2 separate regions of the Homo sapiens genome follow, and region 2 is linked to region 1. The links are chromatin contacts, found by Hi-C or POLR2A ChIA-PET in ENCODE. All regions are on one chromosome and are shown on one strand. The core of a region is the stretch at or near the end of the contact, and the rest is flanking DNA. Distances in the headings are between cores, read along the strand shown. Region 1 holds the start of TANC2 (tetratricopeptide repeat, ankyrin repeat and coiled-coil containing 2). Region 2 holds the start of CEP112 (centrosomal protein 112).

Region 1 (2,700 bases), core at 139-2,638:
TGCCTAATGATCTTTAACTCATAATTATGGTCAAGACGTTTGGGGTTTTGTTTGTTTCTTTTCCTGGAGAGGAGCAGAGAAGAGAGTGAAAGACACCCGAAACACCAAATCTTCTTCCTAATGTTAATTATCATTGTTTATGTTTTGTGAAGACCATTCTAAACATTCCACACCTGGAAATGAAGACTGGATACAATTGTACCAATGCTCTACACGCTGATGGCAAAACCTGGAATTATTTTAGCCCTATTTTTTCTTTCCAATCTCACAGCCAGACACAATTTGCTTTTTTTCTTTCACGTGGTTACTTTCTCTACCTCAAAAAAAATAGCTTATCATAGCTCCTCCCGATTTCCTATGGCAAAATATCTAGCAATGAGCCTTATTAATCTTTTATTATGCTACACCTCCTTTCCCAGAGGAATTATTAATATCGCTAATAACACTTCGACCATGAATTTCAACGCCACAGAGGCCAGCCCATCCTGTGCCTTACCTGGCACATTTCGCAACTACTTTTATGCTGCATTCTGGGGGCACATTTTGCAACTCGTTCTGCACCACATTCCCTGCCACGTTTAGCAATCCGCCTCGCATCTTATCCTTGGTCCCCGTCATCCAGAGACGCTCTAGGTACCAAATTCCATGACATCTTCGGTGACAGCCAAGTGGCGACCCCACACGCCTCTGAAGCCCGCCTTGGTGTCATATTCGGAGCCAGCCTTCCCCACGCCTTGGACACCGAGGCACTTCGCTGCCCATTTCGCCGTCTCCCCGCTCGCCCCCGCCCCTCTCCCCGGAGCCGAGGCTGTGGAGGCGAACGACCCTGTCACTGAAGCGACCTTTCCTCGCCCTGCTCCCCGGGCCCCTTACCTGCCGCTCTGAGGGGCTCTCTGCACCTCCGGGTCAAGCCCCAGTCCCCGGGGTCTCCTGTGAGGACCGCGCCGCCCGCCGGCGCCGCCCGCGATTCCCGGAGCACCTCGCAGTCCTCCAACGCCCCGCGGCGAGTCTGCACCCCGGAACGGCGCGGCGGGGCCTCGCAGCCGGCGAGCGCAGCCCGCGGCGGTGCTCCTGTCAGCGGCGGCTCGGGGGCCAGCTCTCGCCCCTCGGCTCGGCTCGGCGGCGGCGGGCGCCTCGCTCCGCCTAGCGCGCGGCACAGCCGGGAGGTGAGCGCGAGGGGGATGGGAATGGGGGCGGGGCCGCCCGAAGGAGGCGCGGAGGGCGGTGGCGGCGGGAGGGCAGCGCCAGCGGCCCTAGGCCGGGCGCTCGGAGCGCTCGCAGCTTCCCCCGCCGGGCGGGCGGCTCGCGCGAGGCGGCTGTGCCAGCGGGCCCCGCCGGAGCAGCGCGCCCAGCAACCCGCGCCCCGCCGGCCGCTCGCTAGCGCCGCCGCCGCGCTGGGGGCGTCGCACCCTCTGAGGCCGCCCGCAGCCCCGCCCCCTCCGGGCTGGGGTGGGGAGGGGCGCGAGCGCGGAGGGAGCGCGCGTGCGTGGGGGCGCGTGCGTGGTGGAGCGCGCGCGCCCCCGCCCCTTCCACAGTTTGGGGGTGGGGAACGGCTGGAAGAGGGAGTGGGGACGCAGCCCTCCTCCGCGCGGAGAGACGGGGCCCTGGCTCTGGCGCTCTGGGATGTCCTGGCATTTCTCGTATCCCCGGGGGGCTCGGACTTGTGGGTGGCATTTGGAGGGGCAGCAGGGAGGACGCTCGGTAACTGACAAGGCCCTACATAGTTGGGCTCCGCCCTCAGGGGTGATGTCACTCTCGAGGTGGCTGCTGCTGTCACGTGCGCCCATTTCAGGGCCTGTCCTCCTGCTTTGATGACCGGAATGCTCTCCTAGATCTCCCCCACTTCGGTCACCTCAGGCACATATCACTCTGAGAGTCCTCGAAGCCTACAAGTGTCAGTTATTCTTTCCCGGATTCTCAGTGGTAGTTTGTAGACGACTTCAAAAGGCCACGGTTGGCTGTGGGGAGAATCAGAATGAGAAAGAAAAACAAAACAACAGTGGGGTTTGTGGGGAGACCGAGACTGTTATTTAGAATAATGGCTGAAAATTCACCAACCACAGCTTGCAAACCTGAGGTAAAGTCGTGGCGCTGCTTCTGTCACTGCCAGGTTGACTAAGAAGTAGCGTGGTTTTAAGAGCTGGTCGACAAGGGCGGGAAAGCCACCACATTAATACCTCGTCGAACGATGTTAGGTCATATTTCACCCTCCACCTAGATCTTCTTCCCCTCTACTGTTTCCCTCCTATCATAAAACAGCAAGTCGGCTGTGGGAGGTATTTGGGACATAAACATCATCGCGTGCTGCAAGATGATGCGAAGCAATCACCGTTACCAACTCTGCCCGGCTCGCCTTCCCTTCCATAAACTGAGATGACCTTTCGTGGTCATCCAACTTCTTAATCAGATGACATGATTGGAAATAGATGCGCCAAATTACATCAATCAAGGAAGCTCTGTCTGTGGCGCTTCCAAGGTAGAGAGGTTTGTTTGATAACAGCACTTTAATCTGCCCCATCCTGTAGCACTTCATCCAGGAGTTTCTTCGATTTTCAAAAATTAGTATTAATTTCAGAACAATACAAGAAACTGGATATGAACATGTCCATCCAACAGCTCTTCTTTACAGTGAATGCTTGCAAAGTCAGAGCTAGAGCAGCTTTGAATAATACAGCTAACATGGCAAGGTGAAGGGCTGAC
Region 2 (2,700 bases), core at 194-2,693, 3.2 Mb before region 1:
TGAGCTTGAGCTTGTTACATTTTTTCTTTGATTTATCTTCTATTTATTTATCTTCTATTTTTCTTTTCATGTTTATTTAGACACCATTTGTCAAATTCATTTCATATTCTTTCAGCAATGCAGTTTATGATTCTAAAAATTGCATATATTTATTATGCACAACATTGTGAAATGACTAAGTCAAGCTAATTAACATAAGCGTTGCTTCACATACTTATTAATTTTGTGATGAGAACACTTAAGATGTACTCTTTTAGCAATTTTCAAGAACACAATACATTATCATTTACTATGGTCACCACGTTGTAAAATAGATCGCTTAGACTTATTCCTCCAATCTAACTTAAATTTTGTTTCCTTTGACCAATGTCCTCCTCCTCCTGAGGCTGGAGTAGGGTAGTTTATCTTTTTTTTTTTTTTTGAGTCTCGCTCTGTCGCCCAGGCTAGAGTGCAGTAGCGCAATCTCGGCTCACTGCAACCTTTGCTTCCCGGGTTCAAGCAATTCTCCTGCCTCAGCCTCCCGAGTAACTGGGATTACAGCCGTGTGCCACCACGCCTGGCTAATTTTTTGTATTTTTAGGAGAGACAGGGTTTCACCGTGTTAGCCCGGATGGTCTCGATCTCCTGACCTCCTGATCCGCCCACCTTGGCCTCCCAAAGTACTGGGATTACAGACGTGAGCCACCCCGCCCGGCCAGTTTATCTATCTTGAATGTATTAACTGACTGGTTAAATTCCTGCAATTGCATGCTTGATTTTGCATCCTTGATTCTCAGTACTAATTATCTGGATTATATATCATTCCCTAGTTATAAACATGTTCAAGTATGCTTTTGAAAACTAAACATTCTTAAAAGCATTCTGTACCCTTTATTTTCCTTAGCATGATTTGTCTTTGAGACAAGGAAGAGCTAGCTGTTGGTGTTTACTTCCAGTGAGATAGGTTTTAAAAAGAACCTTTTGAAGAATTTGACTTGGGTTTTGATATATCAGAGAGTGAGGAAATTTTCACTTGAGACCCATTCAACTCTGATGTCTGTCCACATAACGGATCACCCCTTTTGTGAACATCCTCCAGCCGCCCCATTTTCTGTGCCCTTATTTTTTCGCCACGGCCCCTAAGGTGATCATAAGCGACTCTGCGCGGGATGCGGGAGGGCAGCAGCATTCAAACTGTGGTCGGGTTATCCCGGAAGCTTCGACTGGGGACCCGCCAAGGGGCCCACAAGCTGGGGTGCGAGTCTGGCGGTTGCTGGGCCAGCAGGAGCGTCGCCATGGCAACGGGGCCGCGCGCACGCCGCCACCTGTGGGTGGAGAAATGCCCGCGCGGAAGTCTCCGCCCCCAGCCTGGGGCGCCGGTGGTCGCCGCCGCCGGGAACGTCGCCATGGCAACCGCACCGCAGGCTAGAGGGGTGGAGTAGGGGGCGGGGAAATGCGAGCGCGAAAGTCCCCGCCCCCGGGCTGCTGGGCGGCGGCGACCCAGCGGCCCGCAAGGATTTGAAACCGTTTGGCAGGGGCGGCGGTGGCGGCGGCGTTGGCGGCAGCGGCCGAGCGGAAAGCTTGCGTGTGGTGGTGCCAGGTTCTCGTTTTTTTCTGAATTTCCTTCCCCCGCCCCTCCCACCAGGTTCTTGAGTGGAATTTTGCGCCGGTGGCTGCCGCCCCGCCCTTGCGGGCCCGTTCGGGAAGGGGCGTCGCCCTCAGGCCCTGGGCCCGTTCTCCGGGCCTGGGGGGCGCGCGCCCCTGGGGTCCCGGCGCTGCCCGCTGTGGTGTCCCCGGCAGGCAGAGCGCGATCCAGGCCGGGACGACTTGGGAAAGTTCTAAGTAAAGTTTGATCAGCCGGTTTGATCGGTCTGACGTGGTCCAAGAGTCTGACCCAAGGGTTTGCGACTGGGAGAGGAAATCTGTGTCCTGGACAAGGTAGGAGCGCGGCCTGGGCCTGGGCCTCGGCGGGCCGAGGAAGGGACTGCCAGGAACGGCACCGCTGGAGTTTTCAATTCCGTCCCAGAAAAGAGTCTCAGAACAATCAGCTGGATTTGCGGGGACAGAACCAGGGCGCTGGTTGGTTTGCAGAAAGTCATAGGCCGCTTGGAGAGGCCCAAGCCCAGCACCGCCGCATGTAGGATGCTACCCTGTGTTTCTGAGTTAATTATTTTTAAGTGTTCAAGAGAACGACATAAGTAAATGTGAACAGCTTTTCTGATCATTGCACGGCTACTTTTATTTGTTTTTAATATTTTAAGATGAGTCAAAATAAGATAGAAAAGGCACATTAAATTCCATGAGCCTCTCCACAGTGGTCAGGCTGCAGCTTAGTGGAATGCATGGTATTAATAATTTGTGCAGTGTTCAGGCCCAGCTGTCACTGTCCACTAAGAACCTAGGTCAGTGACTTCACCTCACTTAAGCCTCAGCTTCCTTCTTCCTCTGTGAAATGACCATGGAAATGGTGCGGAAATGGTAGGGCCGGGCCAGAGAATAAACTGAGATTTGTTTCTAAAGCACACACTGAGCTACGGGTAGAGTCAGGGAAGGCTCTTGTCAAAACATCCACACGTGTAAGCCAGAGAAAACGTGCACCTCTAATCCTTTTTAATTTGTCGACGTTTCCAGTTTTCTTTAATGACCCACAATATATTTAAAATATGATTTGATTGAACAAAATGGGTTTTACACAACTTCCAAGAACGTTTGTTTTGTTTG

Evidence for each region. A loop is a pair of places that touch in the nucleus more often than their neighbours do. ChIA-PET counts read pairs that join two places held with the same protein, here RNA polymerase II (POLR2A). Pooled maps may share reads with other maps.
Region 2: a loop to region 1 is called in a map of naive thymus-derived CD4-positive, alpha-beta T cell, with 10 times the contacts of the local background. The contact joins the promoter of CEP112 here to the promoter of TANC2 in region 1. A Hi-C loop is called at or near these places in 1 of 168 maps with a recorded cell type or tissue (naive thymus-derived CD4-positive, alpha-beta T cell) and 4 of 50 pooled maps. POLR2A ChIA-PET finds 5 or more read pairs at or near these places in 1 of 52 experiments (A673).

What each region holds. Positions count from the first base shown.
Region 1 is chr17:62,964,923-62,967,622 of GRCh38, reverse strand. TANC2 (tetratricopeptide repeat, ankyrin repeat and coiled-coil containing 2) reads right to left here and starts at 1,388. Exons shown (of 28, transcript NM_001394998.1): 1 at 874-1,388. RefSeq lists a silencer at 1,312-1,501.
Region 2 is chr17:66,190,876-66,193,575 of GRCh38, reverse strand. It overlaps CEP112 (centrosomal protein 112), which reads left to right and starts at 1,443. Exons shown (of 27, transcript NM_001199165.4): 1 at 1,443-1,579.